2 separate regions of the Homo sapiens genome follow, and region 1 is linked to region 2. A link is an interaction called in ENCODE POLR2A ChIA-PET data of the cell type or tissue named here. Cell type or tissue: Panc1. All regions are shown on one strand.

Region 1 (5,000 bases), 78 kb after region 2:
CGCATTTTTCACAAAATATGACTTTGTTAAAATAAATATAATTTTATTATACAACAAAAGCATAGTATTTATTTAAGCATTCAAATAAAAGAATTACGTTTGATTCCGTCCGTTTTCTATTTTATTCCAGTCACAAATTACTGCCTGGTCGGAGCTTAGCATCCAGTATTAATTAGCGGATTATTTTCAGTATTCACAGGGACCAAAAATACAAGACAGTAGCCCACTTACCTTCAATTTAAATTTTCAAAGCTAACCACAAAATCGAAAGCAACCACAGGGGTCAATAGCACCAAACATGAGCCCTTTTCTTTGTGCCCAACACCAGCACTGCAAGACCAGGAGGCTTGCCAGTCATGGGAAAAATCTGGACATACAACAGGCTTACACAGGACTAAGGGGGCTGAGCTACCTAGAAGCTGAGTCTGGAATCTGGAAGTCAAACAAAGACTGGAAGGATAGGCCGGTCAGAGGCATGCTTGAGTCCAGATAAACAGACAGATTCTAAGGGTTGGGAAGAAGAGGTGTAGTCTACAGACCCAGGGAGGAAAAAGGAGGCCAAAGTCTAGGAAGATCCACTAAGAAGAAAATCAACAAATGGACCCAAAGGAGAACAGGAAACCAAAGAAGGTCACGACCCAGGGCACAGGCCATTTGCTCTCCCTTGCAAAATATTTAATGCATGTGCATTCGGCTAGAACCTCGCTGGGCCAGTAAATAGTCCTAACAGATCTGATCCCCTCCCCACCCATCCACCCACCCACTGGGGAGAAGCCCAGCTGTTCAGTCCAAAGGGGCTGGGGTGGGAAGGCAAAAGCCATGTTCTAGGAAAAAGGGTCAGAAATAAGCTGGATTCACTTAAAGGGGCCAGGCCCCAGAGACCTCCTGGTCTCACCCATGGATTTTTCAGTGGTGCTGGGAACAAGGTGGGTAACAGAACAGAAATGCTGTGTACCTTTGGCAAGCTAAGGTCTACAACACCTCACATAGCCCACATTCCTATAACACAAACGTAGCTCATAATGTTTGCCACTGTAAATGGTTTCAATATGACTGTTGAAATATACAAACAACAATCTCAGGGTTTACAATGCCATACTTTAAAATAAGATTCTGAGCCAAACTCAACACTCACCCCGAGAGATGAAAACAGAATATGTTTCTAGAGTTACTAAGTCAAAGAATTCCCTTGAAAAAGCCTCTCTTCTACCCTCTTCATTTCATTCTGGCCCTAGGGCCTGAGTGGTTTACACACTACCAGAGTAGAAACAACAGTGAAACTCCGGGCCAGGTGCGGTGGCTCATGCCTGTAATCCCATTACTTTGGGAGGCCAAGACAGGAGGATCATTGCAGCTCAGGAGTTCGTGACCAGCCTGGGCAACAAGGCAAAACTTCATCACTACAAAATATACAAAAATTAGCCAGGCTTGGTGGCACACACCTGCAGTCCCAGCTACTTGGCAGACTGAGGTGGGGGGATTGCTTTAGCCTGGGAGGCGGAGGTTGCAGCGAGCCAAGATTGTACCACTGCACTCTAGCCTGGGTGACAAAGTGAGAACCTGTCTCCAAAACCAAACAAACAAAAACTCCCACCATGATTCTTCTGCTATGTGGCTATTTTTTTTTTTTTTTTTTGTCACTTGTGGTCCTTTTAAGACTTGTAACTTCCTTATGAAAATGCCATATGATCACAGTCTTAATGAAGCATGCGCCATTCTGATGACTTATTTGGCTTCATGCTGATTACAAATGGAGCTTCATTCATCCATTCAGTGTTCATTATAAGGGGCCTCTCTGGGCCAGGCTCGGCTCCGAGGTGCTGATGACAAGTCCCCATTCTAAGAGACCTTGGTGAGGAGAGACAGAAAAAAATCTAACACACACACATGATACAGGTGGTGGCTCTTTGAAAGGGGGCCTGAATAGGTGTGTGAATACACACCTTGTATTCAGAGCCTTGTGTATTCAGCTAGAGCCTGCATATTTGCGTTCGTGCATTTATCCCTGAAGGAAGGCAGAAGAGACAGACATCTCTGTAGGAACCAGGTTCCCAGGAGAAAGGACAAGAGCGTGGCCTGCTTGAGTGAGAGTCTCCCAGATTACAATAAATGAGCTTTCTGTGCAGATTTGTAAACATGCACATGTTTAGCCTGGAGCTAAGTGCGCTAATAAACAAGCAGACGAGTTTTTTTTCTTTCTATAATCCCAGAGTGAAAATTAATGGAAACATCTGACTTTCCATCTTTGAGCCACAAAATGCCAAAGCAAATTCTTGGAAGAGGTCTAGGGAGTCAGAACCACGTGGCTTCCAGAGCAGAAAAGATTCTTAAACTCAAAACCAAGTTAAGCTGGACAAGTTGCATTTTCCTTGGTCTTGAAAGCAAGAATGAAAGTCCCAGTGGTGTTCAATCTCTGGAGTATAGACCGCTGATTTTAAGGAACTCTGTAGGCTGGTGTTTAGTGTCCATCTCAGAGGTGGGTATTTCCAGGAGCAACAGCAAAATGTGGGAAAAGCACAGAGAATTGAAGAGCTTCCCAGCTCAATGCTGTCTTTTTCATACAGCTGCAACTGTTTTGATTGAAGTGAATTCCAAGAATAACAGATGGAGCACTATTAAAGTTTCAAAAAAAAAAGAAGCCAAAAACTATACATCGGATTTTAAAAAATTATCTGTCACTTATCACTAGCACAGTCCTCTTTCCCTTTACTTTTAGGGTGGCTGTGCAACCCACCTTCCTCCAGAGAAGGACCCTTCACCCGCATGCAGGGATAGCCCACCCACCCCGATATTCATAGCACGTGGCCAGGGCTCAGCGGTCTGGCATCCTCAGCAGATCTAAGCTGGGCTATCGGATTCTCCATTCCTAGAATCTGGGGCTGAGTCTCAACAAATCTTTCTTGACGTTGTCTATTTCTTAAGAAAAGATACAAACCATACTTTCGAATGTGCTATTATTTTGTAAAACAGTACAAAAAAGGTATCCAAGAGGAAAGCAGTTTAAAAATAAATTACAATGCCTGTAATCCCAGCACTTTGGGAGGCCGAGGTGGGTGGATCACCTGAGGTCAGGAGTTCAAGACCAGCGTGACCAATATGGTGAAACCCCGTCTCTCCTAAAAATACAAAAATTAGCCGGGCGTGGTGGCAGGCGTCTGTAGTCCCAGCTACTCGGGAGGCTTAGACAGGAGACTTGCTTGAACCCAGGAGGTGGAGGTTGCAGTGAGCCAAGATCGCACCACTACACTCTAGCCTGGGTGACAGAGTTAGACTCCGTCTCGATAATAATAATAATAATAATAATAGTAAAAAATAAATAACAAACGGAGTTATTGCTTAACAGGCTCGGAGTTTTTGTTTGGAGTGATGAAAAAGTTTTGGAAATGGTGTGATAACACGACATTATAAATGTGATTACTGCCACTAATACATTTAAAATTGTTAAAATTAAATGGTAAGTTTTATGTCATATTTATTTACCCAAACACACACACACACACACACACACACACACACACACACACACACAAAACAATAGAGGAAAACCCAAGCTCTAGTCCAAAAAAAATTGTGTATTTATTCATTTTCCTTTCAATTCAAACGTGGGTATTTGCCGAAGAAACTAGTAATAGCAAATCCTTCAGACACCCAGCAGAAAAAGTGAAAACCCCAAAAGGAATACAAATGTTACAGCTGTGAGCAAATGCACATACGCAACGGCACCAGCGTTAAAGCTGGCAGACTATTTTAGGGATACGCTTTGCCTCTCAACTGGACTGCGGAAAAACATTTGTATTTTGTTGAGCCATACTGTCATCAGACAGAAGAGTCACCAGAAAAATCCTATCTTTGAGCCATGAACAACAGATCAATGATAAGCTAAAAGATACCACATTAAAATGGAGGGCCATTAACTTGCTATTAGGCTGAACCATATGTGATTGCCGATCTCTAACCCTTTATGGCCTCTAGAAACGGCAATTTCATATGGTTCACAGGAACCCAGAGGTTAATTGGGTTGGAGGCAGCAGTTGCAATACAAGAGACATGTAAGACTCAGGGGCTACAGCCATGATGCAAATGACCTCCTGTTTCTTTCCTCTTGAGAGAAAAAGGGGTAAGATGTCTCCACTTTATGATGAAGATAAAAATATACATTTAAAAAAAAAAGACAAAAAAGCAAGGGAATTATGTCCAGGCCAGCTGACTGAAAAGAATCTAACCCTATCTGTCCCTGAGTTTGGTTTTGAGAGTCATTAGATCCTAACCACACTATGTTTGCATTATAAATGTGGCCCCCAACTGCCTTTTCCTCCAACCTCACGCATTTACTGCCTCCCTGCTGGTCTCCACCCACAGCCGCTCTTCCCGGGAACCTGGAGCTGCCCTCCCGGACCCCAGGTGGTCCCCTCCTGCCAGCTGCCCGACCTGGAGAGCGGGCCAGCTGCCACTCACTCAGTCTCCCTCGGGCTCCACATACAAGGAAAGAGTTCACAGTGAGCAGTGGGACCGTGCTCCTGCGCACCCGGGCAGCTGCCTTGGCACAGCAGCTGGCTTTGCGTGAGAAGCCTGGAATGCAGCTTCCCTAGCTGCTGGAACGTGTGGGCCTTCCTGGGCTCTCAGATAAGATTTTTCCCTTGGCTCAGATGTCTAGATCTGCCACTTCCCTTCAGCACTCAGATCGGTCCTCCTCAAGTTGAAGTCACTGGGTTCTAGTTGCCCAATTCTTCCTAATAATTCCTGGGGTCAGCTCCAAAGGACAGACCCGCCAGGCTGTCCCCTACTGACCATTTTCCTGCATTCAACAGGCTTGCGGAAGATTTTTCTGGGAGACAGGAGTGTGTGCAGATGGTGTACTGAACAGGAGGGTGTGAAAAGGTCAAAAGGTCGCCTACATCCACAAGGCATTCAAGGGACATAAAAACGACACCAATAGGGGCAAAGGGAAGGGGAGGGGGGAGCAAAAGAAAACCAGCTGGACAGGGTGGAAAGTGTGTGAA
Region 2 (5,000 bases):
GACGTTATCAAGAAAGAGGAATTTTGCTAAAAATGTGAATCAATTGCATGTAATAAAAGAGAAGAAATGACTCAGAGATGACGCCAACATGCCGGGCTGGGTGCAGGGGTCCCAGGGATCTCCACTGGTCTAGACAACCACAGTCCTTTCACCTGCTCTGCTAGCGACAGGCCTGGGCAGGGGCCAGTGTCACGATTCCACAAAGACATAATGTCGTAATGTCAAGGGTACTGTGGGCTCCTAGGGGAGGTTTGCGCGCACACACACGACACTGGGCGGAAATGTCCCTTTTGCGGCAGACAACAAAGATCTGACGATCTAAACCTGTCTTGAAATCATAAAGCAAAAGCCAAGAAAATCAGAGGCAAGCCCAGCCGGGGCGGGGGCTGAATCCACATCCCTGAAACTGCCCTGCCTCATGTAGTCTGAAATAGTAAAAGGCAGCATAAATTAGGCCACCTTTAGTTGGGGTTTCCCTTACCAGCCACCAGAATCTTCCCAGTACAGAGCTTAGCATACATTGAATAACTGGCATCTGCTCGGCCCAGTGCCTGGCACGGGGGAGGCATTCAACAACAGTGCACAGAATGACTCACAGAAACCAAGAGAGACAGTTTCAAGGAACGATTTAAATCATCTTCCATATTTAAAACATATCTATATTGACGCGACAGCTGTTGGTGGCTGAGTTATTAAAACAAAAACTAGAAGGTTAAGTTGTCTAGTGAAAATGGTGAGGCCGAAACAATGTTATGTGTTCCTCAACCTACCTCTTTATCCTCGGGCACACAGAAGCCGAAAACATTTAGACTCCCTTGCAGTAAAAACAGCAGGCAGAGGCCGGGCACTGTGGCTTGCGCCTGTAATCCCAGCACCATGGGAGGCTGAGGCGGGTGGATTACTTGAGGTCAGAAGTTTGAGACCAGCCTGGCTAACATGGTGAAACCCTGTCTCTACTCAAAATACAAAAATTAGCCGGGCGTGGTGGCGCACGTCTGTAATCCCAGCTACATGGGAGGCTGAGGCAGAAGAATCACTTGAACCTGGGAGGTGGAGGTTGCAGTGAATGGAGATCACACCACTGCATTCCAGCCTGGGCAACAGAGCCAGACTCCATCTCAAAAAAATAATTAAAAAAAACAAAAAAACAAAAAACCCGGCAGGCAGGCAGTAACAAGGGGACCAAGTGTAGCCAGTTGAACAACTGAGCCATGGGGCTATCAGCCACTTCTATGCCTGGTAGCTAAAAACCCCCTTCACAGTCCTCTGGGCTCCACCTTCCGCTTGCCACCTAAGTGTCCTCAGAGATGGTACATCTCCCAAGCAAAGAAGCCTACAGAGTAGACTCGAGTCCCTCCCCTACCCACCAGGGGCCGGAGAGGAGCAAGAAATAGACCATCCCTGTGTTACACCCCTAAGATTTGATGGCTGTCTGTCATAGCAGCCAGCCTACCTTGGCTCACCGAATATGGCAAAAATACAATTATGGAGAAGATACGATACTCTTCAAACTCTACAGCAGAGGCTTGGTCAAAGAAAGAAAACCCAGGATTCTCGTCGTCATAAAGATGCTTCAAGAGTGTATGACACATTGAGAAAAAATACGGCTGGAAATGGACCAAGTCATGGATATCAATCTCTGTCAATCTCTTATACAGGTGGAAGATCTCCTATCTGAAATGCTGGGGACGAGAAGTGTTTCTGATTTCAGATTCTGGATTTTGAGAATATCTGCATTACACCAACTGAGTAACCCTAAATCTGAAAATATGAAATCTGAAATGGTCAAGAATCTGAAACTTTTTTTTAGTGCCAACATGACATTCAATAGAAATGTTCTTTGGGGTTCTTTGGGGCAAATTTTCACATGAGGGATGCTCGACCAGTATAATGCAAAGATTCCAAAATCCAAAAACATTGGAAAAAACCTGAAAGCTGAAATATGCCTAGCCCAAAGCATTTTGGATAAGGGATACTCAAGCTGTGCAAGTAAAACTTGGAAAAACCCTCAGATTTGCACAGAGCTCTACGGTGGTGGCTCTCAACCCTGGCTGCATATTAGAATCACCTAATAGGTCCCTCGTCCAAACCTGTGGGTGTAGAACTCTGTCATTTTTATTTAAAAAAAAAAATTTTTGGCCGGGGGCAGTAGCTCACATCTGTAATCCTACCACTTTGGGAGGCCAAGACAGGGAGATCACTTAAGGTCAGGAGTTCGAGGCCAGCCTGGCGAACATGGTGAAACCCCGTCTCTACTAAAAATACAAAAATTAGCCAGGCATGGTAGCGGGTGCCTGTAGTTCCAGCTACTCAGGAGGCTGAGGCAGGAGAATCACTTGAATCCGGGAGGCGGAGGTTGCAGTGAGCAGAGATTGCATCACTGCACTCTAGCCTGGGTGACAGAGCGAGACCCAAGACCCTGTCTCTCTTTTTTTTTGAATGATTCTACTATGAAGCCAGGTTGAAGAACTGCTACTCTGGAAAGCAGCCTCACATAATTCAGATAGGACTCTACCAGGAGGTAAGTGGTGTCTACTCATATATTGGGCTGTGGAAGTGTTTTACAAACAACAGGGCAAAGAAGAAATATAATTAAATAACTCACAAACTGCTAAAACCCAGAAATATGCCAGATGTCCCGAGATACTAATGTCAAGGTCACAGACTCTGCAGGTAGTACATTTCTGTCTAACCCGTCTCCTCCTCCTCCAGCCTGCAGTTCCACTTGGTCCTCATTAGCCCAAGGCAATTACAGTTCTATGCCTTGTGCCAGCAGGCCAGCCAACACAAACACAGGCTTTGGCAAAAATGTGTGCATTCAGATTAACCAAAAGGAGCTTATATTGTTTTGTTTTGCTTTAAAAAAAAAAAAAAAAAAAAAAAAACTTTCTAACTATAATAATGAAAATGTGAAAACAAACCCAAAGCACTGATGGGGGGCCACAGGCTGTATTAAAAATTGTGAGAATTTTTTGTAAGCACAATGGAAAGTCACAAGACAGTTCCTAAGCAGGAGAGTGTCATGATCAGATTTAAGCTTCTAAAGGATCGTTCTTTTGTGTGTGTGTGTGTGAGTTTCGCTCTGTCTCCCAGGCTGGAGTGCAGTGGCGCAATCTTGGCTCACTGCAACCACCACCTCCCCAGGTTCAAGCGATTCTCCTGCCTCCCGAGTAGCTGGGATTACAGGCGCCTGCCACCACGCCCAGCTAATTTTTGTAATTTTTAGTAGAGACGGAGTTTCACCATGTTGGCCAGGCTGGTCTCGAACTTCTGACCTCAGGTGATCTACCCGCCTCGGCCTCCCAAAGTGCTGGCATTACAGGCATGAGCCACCAGGCCCCAAAGAATCATTCTGACTGTTGCGTGGAGAATGGACAGAAAGGAGGCAAGAGAAGAATCAGGGAGACCAAAAAGGTGATGCGGGAAGGGCCGCGGGGGCAGCAGAGATGAAGTGAGAGGCCCAAGAAAGACTGGAGGGAAAGGGACAGGATTGCTGAGGGGCCTGGCCAGGGGGTGGGCAGCAAGTGACAGGGAGGCATCAGGGATGACTCCTGGGGCCCCTGAGTGTTTGCTGGCGTGATGATTCAGGAATTGGTACCACCAGGTTTGTGCATTTGTCAAAACTCATCAAACTGGATGCTTATGACTGGCATACTTTACCGTGTGTAAGTTTACCTTAATTTGGTGGCGGCGGGGAAGAATCACTTCCAGATCTCAGGCTTGGGACAGGGTAGGATGGAGAGGCTACTGGCTGAGAATAGGAGGCACAAGAGGAGGGACAAGTTTCTGGGAGAAGATGATACTGACTTTAGAACATGCCACCCCTGAGACATCTCAGTGATGACACCTAAGGGGCACTGGGACTTAAGTCTGGGACTCAAATGAGAAGTTGAGGGTGTATAAACTTGGAGAGTCCTGCAGACTCAGAGAAGAAAACGCAGGTGGGTGAGAAGACAGCAGATGAAAAATGACTGAGAAGCTGAGGAGTGGCCGTGGAGAGCCAGGAAGAAATATAGGATGGGGCGCCATGGTGGGGGGCGTGGGGGCAGCTTGCTGAGACGAAGGAGTAGTTGAATGAGGCTGTGGAACCAAACGAGCATCTTTTGTATTTTTTTCCAAGATGGAACATACTAAAAGATTTTGAATAACGTCAACAATCCAGTTGAGAGAGAGGTCAAAGAATCCAGGGCAAGGAGGCTCAGAGATGCAGCAATGTCCTCGGGTGAGCAGAGAGGAGGGATCCATGACACACCTGAAGGAAAAGGAATCTGATACGAGCAGGGCCTTTGGTGCACAGGACACGCTAGCCTCCCAGCAGCACACATCAAGGCTGGCAGTTTTCTAGATCCAGCCCATGTGTCAGCAAACAATGGTCCTCAACTCTGACCTGCTGCCTGTTTTTATAAATAAAGTTTTATTGGAACACAGTGCAGGCTGTGCGTTGCATACTGAGTGCTTTCACACTACAAGGGCAGAGTTGATTAGTTGCAACAGAGGTGCTTTCGCCCACAAAGCCTAAAATATACACTCTTTGGCTCTTTACACAAAACTTTTTGCTGCCATCTATAACACTACTTAGAAATCAATTCCCTTGATCCACATGATTTTCTCAAAATATAAATCGGATCATTCCTTCAATTGTTAGATGAACTTGGGAAACTTCTCTACTGCCTAAAAGATTAACTCCAAAGGTCTTAGCAAGCCAAACAAAGCCCTTTTGTTTGGAAGCTGTACCAGAAAGTAGGATTCTGTTCTGGAAATACAGACTTCACTCATGCCTGTAATCTTAGCACTTTGGGAGGCTGAGGCAGGCAGATCATTTGAGGTCAGGAGTTGGAGACCAGCCTGACCAACATGGTGAAACCTCATATCGTAAAAATACGATAAAAAAAAGTTAGCCAGCCATGATGGTGCACGCCTGTAACCCCAGCTACCTGGGAGGCTGAAGCAGGAGAATTGCTTGAACTTGGGAGGAGGAGCCGAGATTGTGCCACCGCACT

The links. Peaks named below come from ENCODE experiments on the same cell type or tissue, not always from the same donor. Only the 100,000 strongest peaks of a DNase experiment are listed, where the experiment ranks them.
Region 1: POLR2A ChIA-PET joins it to region 2 with 12 read pairs; 2 of 35 experiments call an interaction of 5 or more read pairs at or near these places.

Annotation. Positions count from the first base shown.
Region 1 is chr5:16,862,531-16,867,530 of GRCh38, forward strand. The region is part of intron 2 of MYO10 (myosin X); the gene reads right to left. Among named protein-coding and RNA genes, the nearest start is that of MYO10, 71 kb to the right of the region's middle. In Panc1, no CTCF peak of the experiment used is centred here; no DNase peak of the experiment used is centred here; H3K4me3 peaks cover 748 bases; H3K27ac peaks cover 5,000 bases.
Region 2 is chr5:16,784,750-16,789,749 of GRCh38, forward strand. The region is part of intron 4 of MYO10 (myosin X); the gene reads right to left. Among named protein-coding and RNA genes, the nearest start is that of MYO10, 150 kb to the right of the region's middle. In Panc1, no CTCF peak of the experiment used is centred here; no DNase peak of the experiment used is centred here.